Regions from separate parts of the Mus musculus genome. Here all the other regions are linked to region 2. Evidence: chromatin loops called from intact Hi-C (ENCODE). Cell type or tissue: left cerebral cortex. All regions are shown on one strand. Region 1 holds the start of Gm35823 (a long non-coding RNA gene). Region 2 holds the start of Capn7 (calpain 7). Region 3 holds the start of Sema3g (sema domain, immunoglobulin domain (Ig), short basic domain, secreted, (semaphorin) 3G). Region 4 holds the start of Nisch (nischarin). Region 5 holds the start of Phf7 (PHD finger protein 7).

Region 1 (5,000 bases), 69 kb after region 2:
GTGCGCGCCATGCACAAGTACCATTTTGTAGCCAAGGCGGTGGAGCCCAAACGGGTGAGGACTGTACAGAGCTGGTGGGGACTGGCTCCCCTACCCAGGAACTGGCTATGAGCTGGCTCTCTTTCTGTCTGCAGCAAGCCTTGCGAGAAGCCCAGGATGACCTGGAAGTGACCCAGCGGATACTAGAAGAGGCGAAGCACCACCTGCACGAAGTGGAAGATGGCATCGCCACAATGCAGGCCAAGTATCGAGAGTGTGTGGCCAAGAAGGAGGAGCTGGAGATGAAGTGTGAGCAGTGTGAACAGCGCCTGGGCAGAGCTGACAAGGTGCGCGCCCCTCCTCCACAGCCCGCGGGCAGGCGGGCGGCCGGGACCACCGGGAAGAGAGGCGGGCCCACTGGGAAGAGGAGGACTCTGTGGTGCGGAACAAGTATGAGTTGGCTCTCCCCGCCCCCTTTCTAGCAACCTATGGGTGGGGTCACAGTGGGCGGAGATAGTCCCAGGCCCCAGCCCAGCCTCCCAGAGCCCACTCCACAAGACTGCTTCTACAGCTCATCAACGGGCTAGCCGACGAAAAGGTTCGCTGGCAGGAGACCGTGGAGAATCTGGAGAACATGCTTGACAACATCTTTGGCGATGTGCTGGTGGCTGCCGGCTTTGTGGCCTACCTGGGCCCCTTCACGGTAAAGAATCCCCCGCTGTACCCCTGACCAGCTTTATCCCACAAAGAGACCCTCCCTTGAGGCCTTACCTCTGCGAGGGCAACTGTGGAGAGGCTCTCCTTCCTTCCCTCACTGTAGCATACAGGTACTGAGCAGGCACACAGCTGTGCACTCGAGCCAGCAGAACCCCAATTGGAAGTAGATAAAGGCTCACACATGTGCGCCCAGGCTAGACAATGCTCTAAAATGCTTCATCGTGTGCCCCCATTTCATCATCAGAGCCATCCTTTGGGAAGACATTGCAGGCATGACTCATTTCATAGTCAAGGGTCCGAGGTTTGTAGGATCCAAGCAGGTCTGAGGTGTCCATAACGCCTGGCTCCTCATCTGAGGTCTGACTTCTGCATGCAGGGTTGTAGCAAGAGGGGAGGAGAATGCTGTGTGCCCAGTGTGGTGGCCTTATGCTTTACATCTCTCCAGGGCCAGTACCGTACAACACTCTATGAGTACTGGGTCAACCAGCTCACAGTTCACCATGTCCCGCATACCTCCAAGCCCACACTGATTACAACACTGGGAAACCCCGTGAAGATCCGCTCTTGGCAGGTAACTGACAGATGTCAGAATGTGCTTCAGACTGGGCCTAGGGCCTCCTGCCTGCTTCCTACCCTCGTTTCCATGGCTACCTCCTCTGGATCCTCCTCCTGCCTGCTTTCTACCCTCGTTTCCATGGATACCTCCTCTGGATCCTCTTGCCTGCTTCCTACCCTCGTTTCCATGGCTACCTCCTCTGGATCCTCCTCCTGCCTGCTTTCTACCCTCCTTTCTTTCCATGGATACCTCCTTTGGATTCCCCTGGGTATAGCAAGAGGGTGGTGAGTAGATAAAGAAGCAAGAACTAGGCCAGGTATGGCATAGATGTAGCTGTAGGGAGAGGTTTCAAGTCAGGTCTAAGCAAGGCCCCAAAGGCAAAGAGAGAGGCCACAAGTGGGCAAATATAAAGAGCCAATGGGATTTGGGCACCCTGAAGGTGATATCACTAAGCAAGGATACAGAAGCCACGTGGACGAAAAGGCCCAGCAAAGGAGAGCATTAGGAGACCCTCCAACAGCAGAAGAGAATCCTGGAGACACATCCTTGTCCACACTGCCATCTCTATCCCTCATACTGCCCCCATCCAAAGCATACAACAAGGAGAAATCTACAGCCAAACCGAGTTAGGAGGAGCTAATGTCCAGCCAGCTGTGCTCATACAAGAACCCTGAGTGAGCATGGCTTCCCACAGATTGCTGGCCTCCCCAATGACACTCTGTCAGTGGAGAACGGGGTCATCAATCAGTTCTCGCAGCGCTGGACCCACTTCATTGACCCCCAGGGTCAGGCTAACAAATGGATCAAGAACATGGTAAGCAGACCTACCTACCAGCTCTGCCTCCTCAGACAGGCTCGGATGTCTTTCCCAGTGCTCGGGGAAGCAACTGAGCCTTGGGCCTATTCTAAGCTCCTGTCACCCCCACCTTCCCCTGCAGGAGAGGGAAAGTGGGCTGGATGTATTCAAGTTGAGTGACCGTGACTTCCTGCGCAGCATGGAAAATGCTATCCGCTTTGGCAAGCCATGCCTTCTAGAAAATGTGGGTGAGGAGCTGGATCCGGCACTGGAGCCTGTGCTGCTTAAGCAGGTAGGCCTGCCGAGGAGAGGGACGCGATGGACTGCAGGCCTGGACAAAGAGCTGTCCACACTCCAACCGCAGTGCTGGCCCATTTGCCTACTACAGACGTACAAGCAGCAAGGGAACATAGTCCTGAAGCTGGGAGACACAGTGATCCCTTACCATGAGGACTTCAGGATGTACATTACCACCAAGCTGCCCAATCCTCACTACTCACCAGAGATCTCCACCAAACTCACCCTCATCAACTTCACACTGTCACCCAGGTGAGAGCCTCCACCCGAGAGAACACAAGCATCAGCTTTCCCTTCCTGACAGCTGTCCCTTGGCCATCCCCTAAGCTACCAAAATCGAGAAGTCTGTCTTTCCTGTTGAGTGACCCCCTTAACTTCCTCCCAGGTACTCTGGCATCTCAGGACTTTCCAGACCCTCCACTGGCTCCTCTTACTTATTAGTTTCATTTCCACCTAAAAGTATCCCTCTACACATACACACACACACACACACACACACACACACACACACACACACACACTGCTTGCTATATACTAAATTCTTCATTGGAGTAGCTACAACCAGTGGGAGGAAAACCAGACACTCTTAAGCCTTATTTTACTTGATCAAATTCAGTCCCCTTTTCTAGTGAAGACTCTAACTGGCCAGCCCCTGCTACCCAAGGTCTCACTGAGAACCACTGGTTTGAAAGCAACCCTGCATCAGTCCCACAGATTGAGGCTCGGCCTCCGGGGCTGACATTGGCAATGGTGCTGGGCTCTTGATAGGTAAGTGTGGGCTTAACACCGATCCCTGGAGTTCCCCCGGTGTTATAAACATGATGTCCTCTACCCCTGGTAGTGGCCTGGAGGACCAGCTACTGGGCCAGGTAGTGGCTGAGGAACGACCTGACCTGGAAGAGGCCAAGAACCAGCTGATTGTCAGTAATGCCAAGATGCGCCAGGAGCTGAAGGACATTGAGGACCAGATACTGTACCGCCTCAGTTCCTCCGAGGGCAACCCTGTCGATGACATGGAGCTCATCAAGGTGCTCGAGGCTTCCAAGATGAAGGCTGCTGAGATCCAGGTGGGGAAGTGCCTTCCTATCAGCTTACCCTCCTTCCCATCTGCCCCAGTCCTGCCCCAGTGTACCTTTACCTTCTGCTCTCTGCAGCCTCCCTGGCCCTAACACCTTTCCTATCGTCCCCCTCCCCAGGCTAAGGTCAGGATTGCCGAGCAGACAGAGAAGGACATTGACCTCACACGCATGGAGTACATACCCGTGGCTGTCCGCACCCAGATCCTCTTCTTCTGTGTGTCGGACCTGGCCAACGTGGACCCCATGTACCAGTACTCTCTCGAGTGGTTCCTCAACATCTTCCTCTCGGGCATCGCCAACTCAGAGAGGGCAGGTAGCTCTAGCACACTGAGGTGGATGGAATGTTTACGAGCACATTTCTCTGAGCCCTCATCTCCCTTCACCTTTACATCATACACTCATGCATAATACCTCAGAGCATACCACCTCTCATCCCTACCCTACTTAGAGCTGCTTATTGGAAACACTAGCTGTCCAGGGAGATGCACAGACTACCCTGGTAGCTACTAGGAAGACTTTGGAACCTGGGCTAGGCCCTGAGACTCTCTCCCTTCTCCCATTTCCCCATTCTCTGCCACCACTTCTTCTACCCTGTAGACAACCTGAAGAAGCGCATCGTCAACATCAACCGCTACCTGACCTTCAGCCTCTATAGCAACGTCTGCCGCAGCCTCTTTGAGAAGCACAAGCTGATGTTCGCCTTCCTGCTGTGTGTCCGTATTATGATGAATGAGGGCAAGATCAACCAGGTGCAGGAACAGGCAGATGGCTCAGGGACTGTTTGTCTGAGGGGGTCACCCTGTCGTGGGCCTGAGGGCAAAGGATAGGTATAAAGGAAAAGCCAAGCAAAAGAGCATAACCCAGTTAAAAGGAACAGAGGTCTTTGGAAACATAATTCTTGCTTAAACACAACAGGGAACTCTAGATTAATATGGGCCAACTGATGCTATGAATGCAAGTCTTCTCAGAGCCTTAAAGGTGCTACTGAGCAGAGAGATTGTCCCCAGGGACAAACTGTCCTGAGCCTCCCATACTTGTCTAGTCGGGAGCATCTGTGACCCTCATATCCAAGAAAGGGCAGAGCAGTGGACACTAAGAGTAATTCAGTTTCTCTGGGTAAGGTGCTGGCTACAAGGAGTGGGCACCAACTCAGTCTGTACTCTACTAGGCTGAGTGGCGCTATCTCTTGTCTGGAGGCTCCATCCAGACCATGTTTGAGAACCCTGCACCACAGTGGCTATCAGACCGGGCCTGGCGAGACATCTTGGCACTTTCAAACCTGCCAACTTTTGCCACCTTCTCTAATGACTTCGTGATGTACCTCTCAGAATTCCAGGCCATCTTTGACAGTGCTGAGCCTCACAGGTGGGCTGGATCCCATGGTATGCTACCAGGAACATAGGAGAAGACCTCAGAAATGGGAACAATTACCTAGGGTTGCCCTGCATCTATGACCACATCTCCCTGTGCTTCTAGCCCTATTCTCTTGGAAACCCCCATACATCTGGCAAAGTCCATGGGCCAGTGGTTTCCTGTAGGCAGGCTCTGAGGGATAGGTGGGCTTTATTGCAGGGAG
Region 2 (5,000 bases):
TTATGTATATGAATACACTGTAGCTGTCTTCAGTCAGACACACCAGAAGAGGGCATCGGATCCCATTATAGATGGTTGTGAGCCACCATGTGGTTGCTGGGAATTGAACTCAGGGCCTGTGGAAGAGCAGCTAGTTCTCTTAACCACTGAACCATCTCTCTAGCCCCCCACCTCGATTGTTTAAAAAGTCAAATTGTTACCAACTTTATTTTACTCATTTCATATTCAAAAGTGAAAATAGAATAAGGGGCAAAAAATAAAGACAGGGTTTCAGTATGTAACCCTGGCTGGCTTGGAAACTGAAAAGTAGACCAAGCTAGCCTTAAATTTATGGAGATCCACCTGCCTCTACCTCGAAAGTGCTAGGATTACAGTAGGTAAATAGCTCTTGCTCTAGTGCGCTTGCTTGATCGCCCCCCCACCCCACCCCACCCCACTCTCATTCTGTCTCTCTCTCCTCCTAACAGGGCCTCATATGTCCTAAGCTGGCTGGTCCTTCTGACTCCTGGTTTTACACAGTGATGAAGATCGTAGCCCTCCTCACTTTCTTTTTTAACTTTCTAAAGGATGAATTTTAATTCCTAAATGACAACTTCTAAAAGGAAAAAAAAAAAGTTACATAGTATCTTTAGTTTTAGAAAAGGCTATTTACATTGAGAAAGTCTTACAATGTAGCCTAAGCCAGGTTGAATTCAGTGATCCTCTTACCTCACTGTACTGGGGGTGGGAGGGTTTAAAAGCAAATTAGTAGGTGCCACCACACTAGGCTATATGGTAGTAGTTTGCTGACTTAGAATTTGCTGAAGTTGTTTCACAAAACTACAGCAGAATTTTCTTTTAAAGAACTATCACCTGGTAGTCAGGCATGGTGGCACATTCCTGTAAATCTCAGCAATGGGAAGGCTAAGGTAAGGGGAAGACAAATTTAAAAATAGCTTCCACTATATAGCAAGAACCCCGAGAACGAGGGCGACAGGGCAGGGAGACACCGACACAGACACAACACAGACAGATACACACACACACATACACACACACTCGGGTGTGGTAGGGAGGTAGGATTGTAAAATCAAAATTAAGAAACTTAAAACGAATGATCCTAAAACAAAAGTGTCTAAATATAAGGTAGGTTTTAAAATAAAAATAGTAAAATATTAGCAGAAAGCAAACCACGCTTTACTGATAACACGTAAGCATAAGGGGGAAATTTTTACTACTTCCGTATAATCAAGGAAAAGATGCCCATATCATGACGATACAACTGGAGGGGTGTGTTTGCAAACCTTCAGGACTGGAGAACACAGGATGAACTGCGGAAGTGCATACCCTTTGACAAGCAACTGTGCTCCCCATCATCCAAAACAAGTATCACATTTTTTTTAAAAAAAAGCTCTAAGGATTTTAACTGCACTACTTCAATGCTGGAAAGCCACAACCAAATACAGAACATGCTGTAAACGTAGCACATGCAAGCAACCAAAGGTTATCTAGGTACAATGCAGAAGTGAGATGTCAAAATAGTACAAACGATATGATTCAAGTTTGGGGGTAAGAAGGCGTGTATACACACATACACTCAGAAAAACAATCATGGAGACATACATCGAATGCTAGAGTACGATGAATTTTTTTCCTAATTTACTTTTTCTTTCTACCTGGAACGTGCACTATTAGCATATTCTGACGGATTACCCAAGGTTGGCCTCACATCAAGGGTTGCATCAAGGCCAACAGACAGCGAACAGGGTGTTCACTCCCCATCCCACCTCGGCCGCCACAAGCAGCAAAGCGGCGGGCATCTGCGGCCTGACAAGCCGGACAGCCCCAGCAGGACCCCGCCCCTCCGCCTTGGGTTCCGCCAACACTCGATCGGGTGACGCGGCCGGAGCCGAGTGCTTGTCCTCACCTTGTAGTAAAACACCGCCTCAGAGTAGCGGCCTTCGTGGTCGCGCTGCACTGCCAGCCGCGCGAACTGCACGGCGTCCCGCTCCAGCGCCGACGCGTCCATGGCGCCCAAGGCCCCACGCCGGGGGAGGCAGACAGGCCCTGACGCGGAACCCCGACGCCCGGAGGCACTGCGGCGAGAACTGGGGACCCCGCGGGTGGAGTGGCAAAGTTTACTTTCGAGGGCGGCGGAAGAGATGACGGAGCCCCACTACCTCAGACCCGCCCGGAGGACTGCGAGCTCCGAGCAGCCCGGGCTCGGAGCCCTCGCGGCCGCCCCCACCCCTCGCGTCCTTGCTCCGCCCATCAGCCGCATTGCGCAGGCGCAGTCGACCCCGGCCGGGAGGGGGAGCGCTCCCGCCGAAGCAGGCGGGGCTCAAGGCGATCGTAGGTGGGCGGGGCCAGAACAATGTCCAGTGGGATTGGACAAGAGGAAGCAGGTGCCAGGGCGAAGCTGAGGGCTCCGCTTCCGCCTGCTAGAAAGAAGGTGCCAGTGCCCAGGAGGTTGTTGGAGAGAATCAGGGGATGGCTTGAAAGGAGCATGCGCGTTATGGAGCCCTTGGTCCGCTAAGTGAGAAGGGTAGGCGGAAAGAAACAATCAGTAGCACCTCGTATTGCCAACTGGTTTAATTAGAAATAAAGATATGAAATGAGGCTAGGAGGTGCTTTTGAGATGCTCTGGTAATGTTCATTTGACAAACTAAAGTATGACCTTCTACGGCTCCCCAAGGCACACCGAAGTGTATTGTTTGAATTGTCTACAAACCAGATGATGTATTTTTGACTTGTATCTTAGGGCAAGTTGAAGGTTGTAATTACATAGTAAATGGTAGTGTGGTTGCTTTCTTTTATCCCCTTAAAAGTTTGAATTCAGCAGTGATGAAAATTAACTAATGGCAAGTGCCAGAACTTGGATGAGATTCAAAATCCATGCTGTGTCAAAGTAGCAAGTCTTGACAAAATTATACACTGTATGATCCCACACATAAGAAACATTAACGCAGCATATGGTGACACATTCCTGTAAGCCAGCAGTCTGGAGGCTGTGGTAAGAGGACTGGGCCAGCATGATCTACACAGCAAAAACCCTGAACGACCCCAGGAGGCATATGTCTGTTGTAGTGGAGCACTCTCCGTGCAAACATGAACACAAATCAGCTGGAGATATTGCTAAGAGTTGATTGTGAGCCTGGCTGTGGTGCTCGCTTTTAATCCCACCACTCCAGAGGCAGAAGAAGCAAATCTCTGAGTGCTTGGCCAGCCTGGTCTTCAGAGCTCATTACAGGATAGTAGTGTGGCCACACAGAGAAAACCTGTCTCAGGGAGAGAGAGAAAAGGAGTTGAATTGATTGTGATCCAGTCTAGAGTGGTATCAGCTGTCTTCAAGCTCAAGAAAGACTCCTTAGTGATGCTCATGCTGGTGGTTCAGGATATTCATTATCAAGGTCACAATGGGGTGGATGTTACTACTGAAACTGGTCAGTGTACAGCTAAAGAGGCTGTGGTCAGCATCCCTGAGCATCATGTGTGTCTCGACCCTCCACCTTGCTTGTGCCAGCTATGAATGTCTGTCGTCCCCTTCCTCCATTCTTACAATCTCAAGCCTTAGCAATAAGATTTTCTTCATACCAATCCCCTGAAGGGGCTTTTGTTCCATGTCACCATCCCCTAGAGAAGCTCTTAGTGTTTAGTCTTGGATGGCCCCTCACAAATGAATCATGAGACAGACAAATGATCTTGCAGATGGGTAGTTACACATTTGTTTGTTTGTTCACCAATTGAAAAGTATTTGCTTATACTCACACATGCTGGGTCCTTACCTGCCAAATTTCCCAAGTTTCATGAAGCTCCAAAAGTATGTTCATGAATCTAACTAAAAGGCAGGAAGTACTTTTACGGCTAAGTATTTTTCCCCTAGGTTTAAATGATGGCTCAGTGGTTAAGAGCATGTATTCTTGCACAGGATTGGGGAGGGATTCCCAACACCCACCTAATGGCTCACAACCTCTGAACTTCCAATTTCAATGGCCTCTTCTAATCTCCAAGAACATACACCAGTCACACACCAGACTACAGTGGAGCAAAATGTTCATACACATATATAAATCTCAACATAAAAAATTTTTAAAAAGTGCTTTTCCACCAAAAGGCCATGAATGCTCATAGCAGCTTTATATTGAAATTTATTTTGTAATTAATAAGTATACATACCCATGGTGTGTAAGATGATGCCTTCAAATATATCTTTGAAAGGTTAAATCAAGCCAAGAAGTGTATGAAGCTTTATTCTTGCTAACTACAAACTAGAAATAATTAAAACGTTCACAAACAGGTACATGGATAAACAAATCGTGATAGATCTATACAATGAAATATGTCTCAACAACAAAGATGGGATTCATGACTGACAACATGATGAATCTCAAAAATATTATTCTGAACAAAGAAAGCAAGGACAAAGGAGTACGTTCTTTGACCCTATATTTCTAAAACTCACGGGAAAACAAAATGAATAGGTAATGAAAGAGTATGTCAGTGCTTGCCTAGAATTGTTTGGAAGAATCACTGAGTTTTCAAAGTGTTGGTGTTACATGAGTATATAAAATTTTCAATTATACACTTAAAATCTTACAGTTTATTACTTATAAATTTCACCCTGGTAAAGTTGGTTTTTAAATATAAAAGTCATTATAGGTAGGACTTCATAAATATGGTTTATTAGTCATATCATTACTTCTTCTTTTAAAGTTCCCAGCTAAGTAATAATAATTTATTACTTCATTCTATAAATACTGTTGGCCAGACACTGAGTGTTAAAGCAAGGTGACACAAACAGCTGGCACCAGCCAAAAGGTGGCAGCACCTTTTGGTAATTGCCAATGTCAGGGTTGGAAGGGCCTCAGGAACAACGGCTGCATCAGCACTGTCACTCCATGCTGATGGATAGATCACTAGAACAACCTCTTTGAAAAGGCTTATAAAGTAAAAGCAGTATAGCTTTGGATTCATCAGCTCCACTACCAGGCCATAAGCAAGAGAAGTGACTGTGCATGTCC
Region 3 (5,000 bases), 120 kb after region 2:
GGATGTCCTAGAGCCACGGACATTCACAGACATTCACAGCATGCACACAAACAGGACAGCACTGGCCAGTACCTCTGTAGGAGAGCCGCAGACGAGGCACACTGGGGCTGGGACCAGGGCTGGGGATGCCCACATGGAACAGAAGGCTCCCCAGGAGGCAGCAGATGGCCCACGCAGATGGGTCCATGCTGGGAAAAAAAAATGAGCTGCCCTCTGATCCTGCTGCTGGATGTAGTTTGCTCTGCTGCCACCAGGCCAGCCACTTATAAGGCAGTGGCTCCACCCAGTGCTGGGCGGGAAGGCGGGAGAGGAAGAGCGAAGTGCTCCAAGCCTGCCATCTACCTGCAGTTTCTCCGGCCACCTCAGCCGGCCGGCCCGCTCAATGCCCGTGCAGCTAACTGGCCTGCTCCCCCTTGGGAGACTCTGACCCAGCTGAGGTGTGGACAGTTTGAATGACAGACACTCACAAATGCAAGTGCCTAGGCTCCAACAAAGCAGCAAGGGGAAGGGATAACCTGAGAGAGAGGTCAGGAATCAGGTGGGGGTCTGGCTTTACTCCCTGCCTCTCCAGAGAGGCATCACTAGTCCTGAGCCAGCCAGGTATCCTTGACCTGACTGCCAAGCTCTCCCCTGTGCCTAAGCTGCTGTGTGGGTAGAGGATTCACTTCAACTTCATGCTGGTAGGGCTTAAGGTCCAGCCATACATCATAGGTCTGGCACTGGTAAGAAACGGAGGCAATGGTTCTCAGCCTGTGGGTCACGGCCCCTTTGAGGGTCAAATGGGCTTTTCACAGGAGTCGCCTAAGATCATCTGAAACCACGGAGATGTACATTACAATTCATAACGCTAACAAAATGGCAGTTATGAGGTAGCAATGAAAATAATTTTATGGTTGGAGAATCATCACAACATGAGGAACTGTACTAAAGGGTTGCAGCGTTAGGAAGGTTGAGAACCACTGACCTAAGGCTCCCACCCAGACCTCCCCAGGCTCCACAGCCCCTCTCTGAATCCACAGGGCTCTATCTCAGTTCAGCAGGCTTGCTCTGAGGTAAGGGGTAAGTTTTATTCCATGCTTTTATTCCATGCTTAGGAGAACTTCTATTGTCTTGCTTCCTCCAGGCCCCAGTGCTTTGGAGGCCCAGGGGCCAGAGCACAATAGGTCCGTGGTGAGTTCCTCCCAAGCCCATGGGCTCTACAGGGATCACAGTTCTGCCCTAAACTCTGGTGTGGAGTGCATTAAAAGGAGCCAAGGGGAAGATGCACCAAGGCCCTGAATCTGGGTAAGTGGGACACCCCCCCCACACACACACACACTTTCAGAGCAGTTTCTGGACCTGCTGACCCCACCTCTCACCTCACCCTGCCCTGAACTCTCCTTTCAGCTCCCAGGGTTCTAGAAACACCCATAGGGTAGGCCTCCCAGATGGAATGGCCTGAGACCTCAGAAGGGGGGAAGCAGGATGCTCCCCACCAACCTTTCAGAGAGAGTCATGGCTCAGACCACAGACGGCTGAGAACAGGTTCAGCTCCGCCCTGGAACCCTCCTCTGCTTCTGGGCCTCCTGGAGGGCTAGTGTTCTGGGACCTTACCTCCCCTCCCTATCTCTTCTCTAGAAAGAAAACAGATTATTCCTTGGCTCAGCTCAAGAAGGACCTATGGCTCGTAACTTCACCTCCCTGTGCCCCTGGACCCTAGAACACTAATATGGTGGTGGTGGTGGTGGTGGTGGTGGTGGTGGTGGTGGTGGTGGTGGTGTTCTTACTTGGAAGCAGATCAGGCGCTGCTCAGAGACACCAGTAACTGGCTCCTTCCCACCTCTGCCTCTGAGTCTGCTGAAGGATGCAAGCCTTTATTTCCTGGATCTGCCTTCTCCTGAGGCAAGGACCAGCCATCCTGTGTAGGAACTTACAAAACTGAAGAACGACGCCTGTACAGCAGAGGCCGCTACAGTAGTGGTTCTGTCCTGGGGTCTCAGTAGGGTGGAGACATTCTGCATCTACCTCCCTGGGGAAACGTGGTGGTATCTAGCCCAGGCTGAGGCCTTCTGTCTTGCTTGAGATTGAGCTGAACACCCAGTCCTTTGGCCAGCATGTGGCCCCAAGCAGAGCGTGTGAGCAGAGGACCAAACCACTCCTCCATCCACCATCGTGGGGGTCTCTACTCAGCCAGACCTTCAGCTGCGGCTGTGTCTACCCGGACAGGCTTGTGGGGCAGGCAGGCTACTTCACAGCACAGAAGGAAGCCTAGAAACCCAAACTCAAGTGTGTGGATCCTGTCAGATGTCTCACTCTTCCGCCCCCCTCCCCATCCCTCCCTTCCTCCGTTTCCCAGGCTAGAGAACAGGATCGAGGGCTTTCCTAAAAGACCCTTCCTGCCAGCTGCAGATGGCATCCGGAAAGGCACCCTGAAGGCACAGGTCAGCCAGCCTAGCACAGACACCCCATGCCACCTAATGGACAAAGGTGGAACTTCATGAGAGAGCAAAGGTGCCAGTCTATTTTCGTGCGGAAACCCTCTCCTGAGAAATCCAGCGCTTACCTGGGCACCACAATACAAAGACACAGACACAACAAAAGATGCACCAGTGGTTTCTTCTAAAGGGAAAAATCTTAAGGAGGCTTCATGGAGAAAGCACTACCTGGGCAAAGGATGACGTAATTCAGCGGTGGGGAGGACAGGATTAGGTGATGCACACAAGTGGCCTTAGCTTCAGGGAGCTGGGGCTCCTGGGTTGATTCATATGTGATGTGCGTGTCCCTACAGCAGGTGCCACCAGGTGGATACACACAGGGTCATATAGCCCAGCCATTCCTGGGTAAAATGCTGAGGCAATAATGCCGGAAGAATGGACTCCCCTCCTGCCTTTAATCCACATGGTCTTTTATAGAATTCCCTTCAGCAGATGGGTCATGATCTCCTTCATGTCTCCCAGAACTGTTCCCGCCTCTGTCAGCTGCTGAGGAGAGAGCCAGGGTGGGCAGAGGCATTCTCTCTTTCCCTAACGTTTCTTCTGGGCAGTTCTCACTTCTAAACCCCAGGAGTATGGCTGCTGGGGGCTGCACTAGAGGCAGACTCACCCATCTTCTTCCTCCCATCACAGTGGGCTTGACTCTGTTCCCTTCCCATCAGCTCTCACTGCCCATCACCCTGCCTCCTTCACATACCTCAGCCGCTCTTCAAGTGGTCGCCCAGGCCACACCGTCCTTCCTCTGGGTTCTACCACTACACTCAGTAGCCACACCCACACTGCCATCTGGACCACAATCTTTCAAGCATTGAGGCCACTTGTCTACCCCCTCACCACTGTGTCAAGCCTCACTCTTCCTTGCCCAGTTCAAACTGTGGGCCTAGCACTATGACCCAACCTTGTGGACAATGGTGACTGAGGTGTCCTGCTTTTGTTTGTTTGTTTGTTTGGGTTTTTTGTTTTGTTGCTGTTGTTTTTTGAGACAGGGTTTCTCTGTGTAGCCCTGGCTATCCTGGAACTCTCTGTAGACCAGCTGGCCTCGAACTCAGAAATCTGCCTGCCTCTACCTCCCAAGTGCTGGGATGAAAGTTGTGCGCCACCACTGCTCAGCAGTGCCCTGCTTTTTTATCATCTGTGACGCGTTGTTCTTGCCAGCATGCCAGTCACCCCCCACCCATCCTCAGACACCCCTCTTCTTCCTTTTTCCCTCTTCTTCCTTTAGCCCCTGCCCCTTTCCCTGTGCCCCCGCCCCTTCCTCTGTGTCCCCACCACTTCCTATGTGCCCATTCCTCCATCCTCAACACCTCTGATCTAAACCAGTACTTGCCTAGGCTTCCATACCTCAAGAAATGTCACTGTGACCAAAACTCAGAGAGTCAGCCTCGAGTCCCTGGTCCTCTAAAGTCCGAGCCTTCAACAATTCCCTTTACGAGTTTCATATTATTCCCCAAACCCAGGATCTTCTGTGCCCTCTCCTTGGGCATCCACAGTAAGCCACCCTGCCTTCTCTCCCGGCCACTGGCAGGCCTCCTGGCTCTCTCACAACCCTTCCCCCTTCCGCAGCCCCGAGTGCCTCACTTCTTATGTAAGCTGAGCTGCTCAGGAGTGTGCAATGTATAGTGTATTGGCAAACCATCCTGTGCTGTTTAAGCTTGTTGAGAGTGGACTCTGGGAGCAAAGGGCGGCTCTTCTGTCCCAGATCCCAGCATGGTTATTTCAACTATTTTCCAAAATATTTCCTGTGGCAAACTCGCCCCCTAGCTCTGCAACAGGAGACAGATTAAGTCTAAGAGTAAAAAAAAAAAAAGTTGTGTCCTTGAGAATAGCCAGAAGGTCAACCATTTCCAACTGATATTCCTACTATTTAATCCTATAATGTAAAAAATGCCTGCAGTGGGGCTGAAGCCATGGAGAAGAAGGCTCCACCCAAGAACATCTGGCTGTTTCACCTTGTCCCGTTGGACTCTGGATGTTGGGAGGACCTGATTTGATATTGTCTAATCTGCTGCTCTGTGTTCTTTTACTTGGAAGCCTTACTAGCCTCACCGAGAAGACGGTCTCCTCCACCCAAGACTCTCTAGATGGGGAACTCCAGGCGGTTGCCCAAATAGGGCTTCCCCAGTTGATTTTAGCTGGATGGCTCCGATCTCCTTTTGATGGTATTTTCTGTTTGCACTGTCAATGGAGCTGTGAGGGCGTCTCACTCTGCTGAGTACCTGGCTTGATCATGTCAGCTACTGTTCCTTCTCGCTATCTAGGACTCACTATTTATTCTTTTACCTTAGCTTTCTACATGCCTACTAAACTCATTTGTAAACCAAAGGCAGACTACCATAGATCACTTCCTAAGCACGACAGAACAGGAGGCCTGGTACTGCCCACCTCTCCCTGAGGCAGCTGGGGCCAGGCTTTCGTCATGTTTGAGACCCATTCCAAGTCTTTCCCCTCACGCACCCCACAGTTGTTTCACTGGTGTTCATTGGGGTTCAGCTCAAAACCACCTCTTCTAGGAATCATTCCAAGACGACT
Region 4 (5,000 bases), 130 kb after region 2:
GTCATCCATTCTGGCGACAGCTCACAGGACAGGCTACTGGGGTTGCCAGCCAGCCAGCCCTCTGCTTGGGCTTATATAGCCCTGCCTCCCTCCACCTCCTGCTACATTCCCAGCCCAGCCCACCACTGCCTGGAATATCCTCCACCCCCTCCCTGGTCCCTGTAATCTCAGGCTGGCCAAAGTCCCTGTATCATCTGCCTAGGGCCAGGAGCTATGAAGGACTGCAAGGACCAGGTCTCTTGCCATCTGTTCCCCAGACCCCACCCCACCCCCAGGGAAGTCTCAAGAAAAAAAAAAGAATGTATTGCTTTTATTTATGAGTGCATGTGGAAGTCAAAGGACAACTTGCAGGAGTCATCTATCTCTCTCTGCTACCTAGGTTCCCAGGAACCCAGGACTGAACTCAAGTTTTCAGGTTTGGGAGCAAGCACCTAAATGCAATACACACACACACACACACACACACACACACACACATCCTCAACAACCTCAGGAAAAAGTTTCCTGAATGAATGAAAATATGAGCACACAGGAAATGTGAAGTAAACAGTTCGGTCTTCTATGGAATCACAGTGACTTGCCTGAGGTCAAGCTGACCGGAGAATCCCTACCTTATATTACACCCCCTGAGAGATGGTAGCATGCCAACAGAGGCTGGCAGTGTAAGTCCTGCCAAGAAACACTTCCTATGCAAGGTTCAGAGTATAATATGACACTGGTAATGGAAGAAGTCACTGGCCCACAAAGAATAGGCTGGCCTGAAGCCCTTCAGCGGGATCTACCACGCCGCAACCTTCCATCTTTCAAGGACAACAATCAGTGTTCACTTCGGGTTTGAGTCAGCTGCATTCTGTGAGTCAACAAGTGTCCCTAAAGAACCCTATGTCTATCAGGATTCTCTCTTTTCCTCCTCCGGTTGGGTCATCTCTTCTCCAGCTAAGTCTTCCCTATGGTTGTTCCCTATGGATGTTTCTTCAGCCACGCTCTTGTGTCCAAGGCCTAGTCTGTCTCCTCCTCACCTTGAGCTCTTGCAGGATGTCATCTGGGAAACCAGATGGACAGCGCATATCTCTTCCATCCACCTGCACGTCTGCTGCATATAAGCTCTCCCTGAACACACCAGTGTGCCGCCTAGCACACTGCCAGGGGAAAGCCCGTGGGGTACTGAGCACTGCAGAATCACCACAATCAATTCTCCACCAGTACTTTTAACAACAAACCCCCCAAGTGTCGGAGAGTCCCTCTGGTCCTTGTTCCATCTCTAAGTCTAGTCTTATTCATTTTGCTCTTGCTACACAGGGAATGAACCCAACAGCCAGGCGAGACCCTATTAATGTCCCCTCTGGAAACTGAGGCCAAGCGAAGCAGAGTGACTTCGGAGAGTTCCGAAGGCCCATGGCCTCTGCCCTTCCCTGCTGTGAGCCCAGCGGACAATGACCACAACTGCCCGAGGGGACAGAACGCCGCACAGGTATACAGAAAGCAAATTGGGCAAGCCCGCAGGAGCTGCGCATGCGTGCCACTGGTTGTGCTGTCAATTACGGGCAAGGGGCGGGGCGAGGACGCAAGCAGGCCGAGGGGCCAAGATGGCGTCGCGGGCGCGGGCGGGGGGCAGCGGGGGCTGGGGGGCGGTGGGACGCTGACCCCGCCCCCTGCTGCTGCCACTCTGCGCCGGGCGTCGGCAGCGGTGGAGCCGGCAACATGGCGGCTGCGACACTCAGCTTCGGCCCTGAGCGGGAGGCCGAGCCTGCCAAGGAGGCGCGCGTCGTGGGTTCTGAGCTCGTGGACACGTACACGGTGTGCTGGGGGGCCGCGAGCGTCCAGAGCGGGCTTAGCGCCTGGAACCCGGAGTTCTCGACCCAGGGGCTTTGAGAAGTGGGGGGTGGGGGGGGCCTGGGTAGCACATTCGATGAGTGCGTGGAAGGTTCTGCGAGGTAGCGACGAGGGAGCCCGAAAAAAATGGGGGATTCGGAGGAAGGGCCGGGTCGCATAGGTTCTGGAGGAGGATCTAGGCGGGGCGCGGGAAGGGGGGCTGGGGAAAGGGTGCGCGACCAGAAAAGGAGACTTGTGTTGGAGCAATCAGAGGGTGGGGGAGGAGGGGATGGTGAGATGGAGGCCCTCTGGATCCTCCAGGCAAGGAAGAATGCCAGCCTAAGAGACCTTCATGGGAAGTCTGGGAGGAAGGGGACGCGGAAGGGGTGGTCTCTGGTCGATGGGACCAAGGGCCAGGGCTAGAGATCATCAGGTGGTGAAGGAGAGACAGCAGATCCCGATCTCCACCCCCACCAACCAAACACTAGTCGCAGTCCAGATCAGCCCTGCGAAGTGTGTGTGTGTGCGTGCGTGCGTGCGTGTGTGTGTGTGTGGGGGGGGGTGGTGGATGGAAAAATGAGCCCTCGGGGTCTGGGGAGAAAGGAATGGATCCCAGCCGTGCAGAACACAGAAGTTACCTCGAGGCCGAAGTACAGGGCCTGCAAACCTTAGGGGACGTCACGGCTTAGGGGAGAGGGACACGAGCTTCTAATGTATCCTTGTAGGCTACAAGGGAAAGCCAACAAAAAAGGAGGGTAGTTTCTGTGATGGCGTTAGACGCCCTTTGGGCCTGCATAGGGTTGGATGCTAGGCCCGAGAGCCTCGTGGGCAGCCTGCCAGGTGAAAACTTGCACTGTGGTGGGGGCCCACTGAGCACCTCCCGTCTCCTTGTCCTTTGTTCCCTGGAGGGTGGACAGAGGTAAGGGCCTCGGGCCTGCCTTTGCCCCACCCCACTGGCTCCCACCCTAATACCGGATCCTGAGGGCGATTCCTCTATCTAGTTCTTTCTCCCCGCTGCAAGGAAGAGAAGCCGCTAGCGGCTCCTTTTAGAGCAACAGGCTGGCTCTGGAGAAATGGCTGCTCCTGGGGTCAGGAATCAGCCTCGTTCACTGTTCCCACTAACCTCTCCGTGCTCCAGGCCGAGGAAGGGAAGCTAGGACCGTGGGGCTTGATCTAGTTAAGGAATGAGGTCACTCACCTAGGACTAGCTGCAGTCAGTAGAGGCTCTTTGTCCTTCCCCTTAGTGTCAGGAGCAAGGTGATGATCCAAACTGACCATCCTCATTTGTCACTGGGTGTGATGCACGGAATGTGACTAACATATCTATCTTCTGTTCCGTGTTAGGCCTTTACACTTAATTGCTTTACTTGGCCCACCAGGTTTTAAAATGGAGGAATTGAGGCCCAGAGAGAGCTTAGGTTCCCAGTCACTTACATAAGTGGCACATAAGCCACACCCAGGAAATGGGATAGCCAGATTTTGAACCCAGGTTTTGGTGGACGATTAACCACCAGAGCTATATCGCCTTCTGTTGAGGCTGATTGAGCCACCGCTGCCCCTGGAAGCCTGGTGATGCCTTGCCTCCTGGTTCAGCTGCCAAAGTCAAAACCACAGCTAGTGGAAGAGGTTGACTGAAGGCCTTGCTTCTAGGATGGAGTTAGGGCTCCTGGAAAGATGTATAGCAGAGACACTGGTGCTGCCTCACTGGGCTCTGCTCTGCCTCCCTTGGAAGGGGCAGCCTTGCCTATAGCACAAGTTGGGTTTTGAGTTATACAGAGACAGGAGGTAAAAAAAAAAAATCTAAGGAGGTGTGTGGAGCTAGTCACCCATACCATTCCTTCCTGATAATGGGAGCCAGAGCTCTTCTCCAGACCTTACAGGGCTGTCAAGGAGGCTGAGGAAAGCTGGGTGCACAGTGGGTGTGCAAGGATGCCTGACTCTGGCTTTTTGGGGAGTGGGGACTGAGTACCTTGCAGCTATTGTGAGTTGGGGTTCTCTTGTCACAAAAAATCATTTTTCCCTTTAGGTTTATGTCATCCAGGTTACCGATGGCAACCATGAGTGGACGATCAAACACCGTTACAGTGATTTTCATGACCTACATGAAAAGGTAATCTGAAGACCTTGGCACCTGTATCTCAAGGGGTGGGGCTTGTGGGCCAAGTCTCCATTGTGCCACATGTTAATTTTAGGGCAAAACTGCCTCCACATCTATTGCTTGTAAGTTTTAAAAACATTTATTCATGGCCAGGGTTATACCACACATACCTTTAATTCTAGCAGCACTTGGGAGGCAAAGGCATGTGAGTTTAAGGCCTGCCTCATCTACAGAGCGAGTTCCAGGGCTACACAGAACCTGTCTTATAAAACAAAACAAAAAAACAAGTGTGTGTGTGTGTCTGTGTGTGTCTGTGTGTGTTCTAGTGAGAGGAAGATGCACACGTGCCACAGCTCATGTGTAGAGGTCAGTTTGTGAGAGCAGGGTTCTCTTTCCACCATAGAGGCCCCAGGGATTGAACTTAGGTCATTAGACTTGGCAGCTCCTTTACCCGGTGAGCCCTCTCATGAGCTCTGTGACTTGCTGTAGTAAACCAGTTCCTTGATGCAGCACAAAGAACTGGTTGGTGCTAGGAATGCAACCTAGTGTGAGACAGTCTAAGGATAGAATATGTAAATTTTAATTTTAAATTTTAAAATTGCCATGCACCTCCAATATAAGACAGTCTCCTGAAGAGGGTACAGGTTTGAACTTGTCCCACAAAATATATTTTTATTCTCTAATAACAGATTGAAATTGTATTTTCCCTTTGCTTTTAGAAAGAGCTGCTTTCTGTGGGGCATTTGTAGTGAGCATGTCTTAAAGATACAAACTCCTTTTATTTCCAAACTTTAGGGACCGTAAGCACTACTTTTCTGAATATCCCCAAAGACTAAAGATGGCAATTTCTCACTTGGAATTGTATTAGTATTTCCAGTACTACTTGGATCCGAGGCCGGATTCCAGATGCATTAGTTGGAGCACTAATCCCGGCCCTGCTCCCAGCAGTGGTTGCAGAAGATACGACTGACGACTGCCTGCCTGGATCTGACACAGACGCAGGGCTTCTTGGTCTGTGTTTGATGTGCTTGTGTTCTCTTACAGCTTGTGGCAGAGAGAAAAATTGACAAATCTCTACTTCCACCCAAAA
Region 5 (5,000 bases), 86 kb after region 2:
TGGAACTGCTGGCCCAGGATGGAGCAAGGTAGGGACACAATAAAAGGCACAAAAACGTTGATGAAGAATTAAGTACCAACTCACTGGTGGACCTCGGCCTCCAGTCCTAGTAAAATGAGTATAGTGCGTGAACTCCCAAACCAGTTCCTTCCCTTGGAAGCAGTTAGGTTCTCTATGCCTCTATTCTATAGATTTCCAAAACAAGACTCTGAGTTTAGGTACCTAAAAAAGGCCTTCTCACACTAACCAATCAATACAGGACAACTGTGTTCAGTTTTGTTGACACATGGTCTCACTAAGTAGCGTAGGTTGGACTCAAACTCAGAGATCTGCCTGCCTCTGCCTCCCAAGCATTGGGACTAGAGGAGAGCGCCACTAATGGTCAGGACAAATGTTGTGTGGTGATTAAAGGCACAGCACATGTGGTGATGTAATTAATGGACTGTACACTTACAAAAAAGGTGCAACACTATGCAACGGAGGGTTCCGGCTGCAAAACCAGAAAGGCAGCTCAACTGTACTCCACGAGTGCTTAGGGTTAAAAGGAGGGCTACAGCTTTCTAAGGAGAAACACTGAGGAAAGACTGAGAAGAAAAGAAAAGTCCAAGAGGGCACCCACAAAGAGTGACACTTTCTTATGTGATATTTTATATAGCTCAGGTTTTCTAGTACTGCCTCCCTTGAATGGGGTACTATTCCCCTGCCCTTTCTCGGCCCTCCGGAGGTAAGGGGGCGTCCCAGCCACTCACCCCTGGCATTTACTCTGAAGGTCATAGATCTCCTCCACTTGCACCCCTTTGACACCTACGATCAGGAAAGGAGAGGTCGGCAGGGCAGTCCCAGGCTCTGCTGCGAGAACTCAAGGACCAACCCCCACATCCACACCAGCCAGGGACCGAAGGTCGTGGGTAACGGGGTTCTTACCGAAATCTTCCACCAGGAGGGTGAAGAGGCCTGGGTGGGACGACAAGAAGAGGGATTTGTCATGCAGGTGCGTCCGGGGCCCATCCGGCCTCCCCAGCCCCCGGCCCGCCGAGGCCCCTCCGTACCTGGGTCACTCTCCAGCTCCAGCCAGCCCTTATTCATCTTCCCGCGGAGCGGCCTCTCAGCGCCATGTCCAGGCCCTGCTAAACCCGCGCCGCCCCCAACCGGGAGCGCCCACCGCCCTTAGGGCTTCTCAGCCCCGCACAGACAACGGGCCGCGCCGCGTCACTCGCCCGCGCCGGACGTACAACGTCATCATCACACGACGAGCCTAACCCGGGGGCTGGTCTTCCGCCGGCCGAACGGCGGGGGCGGAGGCGGAGACAGAGGCGGGCATGCACGCGCGCGCGCGTCGAGGCGAGGGCGCGCACGTGCGGAGGGCGGGGCGGGCGCGCGGCCGTTAGCGGTCCTCGTTTTGGCCACAGTCCGCGTGACCCCATCCCCCCTCAGCACGCTCGCCTCCTTCGACGGCGCAGTCACCGCGCGGGGCGGCCGCCCGTGAAGTAGTTACCACGTCTTGTGTCAACGACTAAAGCTCCGGGACAGCGGCGCCCTCGGCGACAGCTGGGTGGGCAGCCTGGGCTGAAAGCGGTGGCCCGTAGCTTCCGTGAGAGCGAGCAGCGGAAGCAGCCTCCAGCCTGGCCTCGCCACAGCCGCCCGGCAAGGGAGCCCTGGCATGCGCGGAATGCTCCTTGAGCCCTCTTCTGACTGTTACCTTTGGGGGACGGTTGTGGCCACACTGACGTATTTTCCAAATAAATCGTTTATTCTTGCGGCGGCGGGACCGAACACGTTAATATATTTTTAATTTACCCAACACTTTTATCCAGTGATACAACTTGGTAAGCGTTTCGAGCGAGCATCCGCCGGGTTAGGAAATCGCGGACTGAGCAGCTTGCATTTGCCACGACCGTCCTCAACTGTTTTGAAGATTCCATCTTATAACTACCAGTGTGCACAGACTACTACTCAAGTAACGTCGTGTCCCAGCGATGCAAAGAACTGAAATCTCAAGGTTTATTTCTATTTTAACACAGTCGGGTTTAGCGCCAACATACTAGGAAGTAAAGTAGATCCCCGTGGGGACACGGAAAGGTTCCAACCCATCTCAGCCCATCCACGTTTAGTAAGAAAACAAACTGATGTTAGCTCTGCAACTGCATCTCCTGTGTTGGGAAAAGCTAGCGTGAAGTTTTGATGGCTTGTAAGCAGTTAGCAGTTAGAAAAGTCTGACATTCATGAAGAGATTCAGAATCGCCAGCCTTGACTTGAGGCTCTGGATACTGAAGTATAGTATATCTCTGGAGGGACCTAATTGACTGAGGTCTTTTAAGAAATGCTGTCCAAACCCGGCAGTGGTGGCGCACGCCTTTAATCCCAGCACTTGGGAGGCAGAGGCAGGCGGATTTCTGAGTTCGAGGCCAGCCTGGTCTTATAGTGAGTTCCAGGACAGTCAGGGCTACACAGAGAAACCCTGTATCGAAAAACAAAACAAAAAAAGAGATTTATTTTATGTATATGAGTACACTATAGCTGTCCTCAGATACACCATAAGAGGGCATCAGATGCCATTACAGGAGCCACCATGTGATTGCTAAGAATTGAACTCAGGACCTCTGGAAGAACAGTCAGTGCTCTTAACCATCTATCCGACCCGGTTCCAATGAGATACTGCAATGAGATAAAATTATAACACCGTAGTTGATGTCAGCTTTTGTAATCATTAAATCTCACCTAGGATCACTGATTCTGACCTTGGCCATGACGTTTATCTCTCTAACTCAGTCTCCTCAACTTGAAAATAAGGGTTATTAGTGTGCCTATTGTTAAGTGCCTAAACGGTTCTTGGAACCATTTAATCACTATTGGCCATCACTAGCATTAATATTGTCTATAACCCCTTTATCAAATGAGTTGAGAAGTATACTGTTGCTTTGATCTTGTAGAACTTGATAACCAAATGTAAAATTAAATTGCTAACCTATTTCGTTTATGTTTGTAGCTGGAAAAGCCTGCATTATCTTCATAATAGCACAGAAGAATTCTAGATAGGAAGGACAGACGGAAACGAATGAAGACTTTAAAAGAAAAAAACAAACATCCAAGATTGAGGTAGAGTAGGTGACCTGAAGGAGTTGGGGAAATTCCTTTGATACACGCTGCATTTTCTGCTTCCTTTAACATACTCTTGGGCTAGGGTTAGAGAGTGACAAAGCGTATATCAGAGCCCTTCCCCCACCCCCAAGAAGCCCTCCTCTCTTCCCAGTGCTGTCCCCAGTGGCTCAGTGGCAGCTGTGGAACTTTACTATTTAAATCTCAGTGGTGCCTGAGCTAGTACTCCTCTGAGCAGGGTTAATCTCAGAGGTGGCAGGCGGAATTCTGAGTGCCGGCTATATAGCCAGCCTAGTCTATAGAGGGAGTTCCAGGACAGCCAGGGTAGTTACACAGAGAAACCTTGTCTCAAAAGCCCAAACAAAAAAGAAATAGTACTCCCTTTTTAGAATGTTGTGTTGAACTAAACTCATGATAGTTGCCAACAGTAGTGCCTGTCACTGGAAAACAGTGCACTTCAGGGACATTTTAGTGTACTTGGGAAGCTGGCAAAAGAAAATAAAAGTAGAAGGCTTGTCAGCAGGGTCCTCAACACTTTTGCTGTTCTTTCTCTTCTATAGAAAAACTATCAGGACTAAGAAGGTAACACAGAGGAAGCTGTCTTCAAGTCCTGGTAAGAGAGTGGAGGTGGAGTTGAGTTCCTGCTTCCAGCCATTAACAAAGAAGGCCCTTCCCATGGTGCTCTTTCGTTGCCAACCCTACTTCTTTCCCAGATTCTCTAAGGTCCCAAAGAATTTGGTGTCTGAAGTTTTAGCATGTCGTATCTGAGGTTCAAGAAAGAATTTAGTTAAAGCCAGTTGAGAACAAAACAGTGTGAAGTACTTAGTCACACCCTACTCTGTCAGTGCGACCAAAATTACCTCAAGGCCTGATACCCACTAGGAGTTAACCTTTATTCTTGTCAATAAAGATGCTTCCTGACTACAGGGTTTTAATTTTTGTTTTGTTTTCACATTGTGATGCATTCAATAGAAACCCATACTTCAAATTTTGGACTTCGATCTTTTCCCAAGTTAATGATACTCTCTTGCAGTTCTGGGTGGTGGCACAGCTCCTTGTCAGCCGTACAAACACGATAGGAAACAACTATTTGCAATGTGCTGTGCTGCTGAGCTTTGGTGTTTGATAGGCTACGTGTAGTGAATGCGCTTCCAACTTAGGATATTTGTTTACTTATGAACATTTTATTTAGATAAAAACCCCTTTGTAAGTAAAAGAGCCTCTAGACTCCTTGCTATCTTAGGTTGTTTTTGATGTTTTGCCTGTGTATATGTTTGTGTGAGAGTGTTAGAGTCCCTGGAACTGAAATTGCAGATAGTTGTCAGCTACCATGTGGGTGCTGGGAATTGAATGTGGTCCTCTGGATCAGCAGTCAGTGCTCTTAACCACTGAGCCATCTCTCCAGCCCCCCACTTTTTAGTTCTTAGTGGTCAACTTAAGTCACTCCTTTATTCTTAATGTTCACTCTTTCAGTTTGCCTTCTATGCCTTCAAGAACCTGGTGATCCTGAAAAACTAGGAGAATTTCTTCAGAAAGACAATCTTTGTGTCCATTATTTCTGTCTTGTAAGTATAAGACTCTCTTTGCTTTGAATGTGTTACCACTTTTGTTATACAAACTGCTTTTGCATTTAGCCTTAAATTTATAGCCGTGTTTGTCTCCATATAGTTTTTTGTTTTTTTTGGTTTTTTTTTTTGTTTTGTTTTGTTTTTTTTTTTTTTGATTTTTCGAGACAGGGTTCCTCTTTGCAGCCCTGGCTGTCCTGGAACTCACTCTGTAGACCAGGCTGTCCTCGAACTCAGAAATCTGCCTGCCTCTGCCTCCCAAGTGCTGGGATTAAAGGTGTGCACCTCCACGCCCAGCTGTTTTTAATATTTTAAAATCCATTTTTAAAATAATAAATG

Evidence for each region. Peaks named below come from ENCODE experiments on the same cell type or tissue, not always from the same donor. Only the 100,000 strongest peaks of a DNase experiment are listed, where the experiment ranks them.
Region 1: a loop joins it to region 2, with 2.2 times the contacts of the local background. A loop is called at or near these places in 20 of 42 quality-filtered maps.
Region 3: a loop joins it to region 2, with 2.4 times the contacts of the local background. A loop is called at or near these places in 10 of 42 quality-filtered maps.
Region 4: it touches region 2 in a loop (8-fold over the local background); 10 of 42 quality-filtered maps call a loop at or near these places.
Region 5: it touches region 2 in a loop (4-fold over the local background); 8 of 42 quality-filtered maps call a loop at or near these places.

The regions. Positions count from the first base shown.
Region 1 is chr14:31,265,052-31,270,051 of GRCm38, reverse strand. It overlaps Dnah1 (dynein, axonemal, heavy chain 1), which reads left to right. Exons shown (of 78, transcript NM_001033668.1): 57 at 1-54; 58 at 135-326; 59 at 551-682; 60 at 1,142-1,267; 61 at 1,947-2,066; 62 at 2,191-2,340; 63 at 2,437-2,597; 64 at 3,187-3,412; 65 at 3,542-3,737; 66 at 4,022-4,173; 67 at 4,593-4,789; 68 at 4,997-5,000. Gm35823 (a long non-coding RNA gene) reads right to left here and starts at 2,131. Exons shown (of 3, transcript XR_001781209.2): 1 at 2,081-2,131. In left cerebral cortex, no CTCF peak of the experiment used is centred here; DNase peaks (open chromatin) are centred at 406, 905, 1,390 and 2,213; H3K4me3 peaks cover 957 bases; H3K27ac peaks cover 2,498 bases.
Region 2 is chr14:31,333,890-31,338,889 of GRCm38, reverse strand. Capn7 (calpain 7) reads right to left here and starts at 2,252. Exons shown (of 21, transcript NM_009796.3): 1 at 1,907-2,252. The coding sequence starts at 2,008. In left cerebral cortex, CTCF peaks have their summits at 16 (motif pointing right) and 2,281; DNase peaks (open chromatin) are centred at 1,452, 2,351 and 2,933; H3K4me3 peaks cover 2,135 bases; H3K27ac peaks cover 1,305 bases.
Region 3 is chr14:31,213,098-31,218,097 of GRCm38, reverse strand. It overlaps Sema3g (sema domain, immunoglobulin domain (Ig), short basic domain, secreted, (semaphorin) 3G), which reads right to left and starts at 225. Exons shown (of 16, transcript NM_001025379.1): 1 at 73-225. The coding sequence starts at 187. In left cerebral cortex, CTCF peaks have their summits at 269 and 2,456; DNase peaks (open chromatin) are centred at 157, 2,443 and 3,230; H3K4me3 peaks cover 215 bases; H3K27ac peaks cover 195 bases.
Region 4 is chr14:31,203,364-31,208,363 of GRCm38, reverse strand. It overlaps Nisch (nischarin), which reads left to right and starts at 1,538. Exons shown (of 21, transcript NM_022656.2): 1 at 1,538-1,797; 2 at 3,839-3,922; 3 at 4,955-5,000. The coding sequence starts at 1,702. It overlaps Tnnc1 (troponin C, cardiac/slow skeletal), which reads right to left and starts at 52. Exons shown (of 6, transcript NM_009393.3): 1 at 1-52. The coding sequence starts at 9. In left cerebral cortex, no CTCF peak of the experiment used is centred here; DNase peaks (open chromatin) are centred at 2,143, 2,241, 2,659, 3,123 and 3 more places; H3K4me3 peaks cover 2,716 bases; H3K27ac peaks cover 3,084 bases.
Region 5 is chr14:31,247,704-31,252,703 of GRCm38, reverse strand. Phf7 (PHD finger protein 7) reads left to right here and starts at 1,389. Exons shown (of 11, transcript NM_027949.2): 1 at 1,389-1,999; 2 at 2,987-3,096; 3 at 3,657-3,709; 4 at 4,570-4,661. The coding sequence starts at 3,056. It overlaps Bap1 (Brca1 associated protein 1), which reads right to left and starts at 1,215. Exons shown (of 17, transcript NM_027088.2): 1 at 1,050-1,215; 2 at 925-954; 3 at 750-804. The coding sequence starts at 1,086. In left cerebral cortex, CTCF peaks have their summits at 1,508 and 2,533 (motif pointing right); DNase peaks (open chromatin) are centred at 1,282 and 1,610; H3K4me3 peaks cover 2,223 bases; H3K27ac peaks cover 1,475 bases.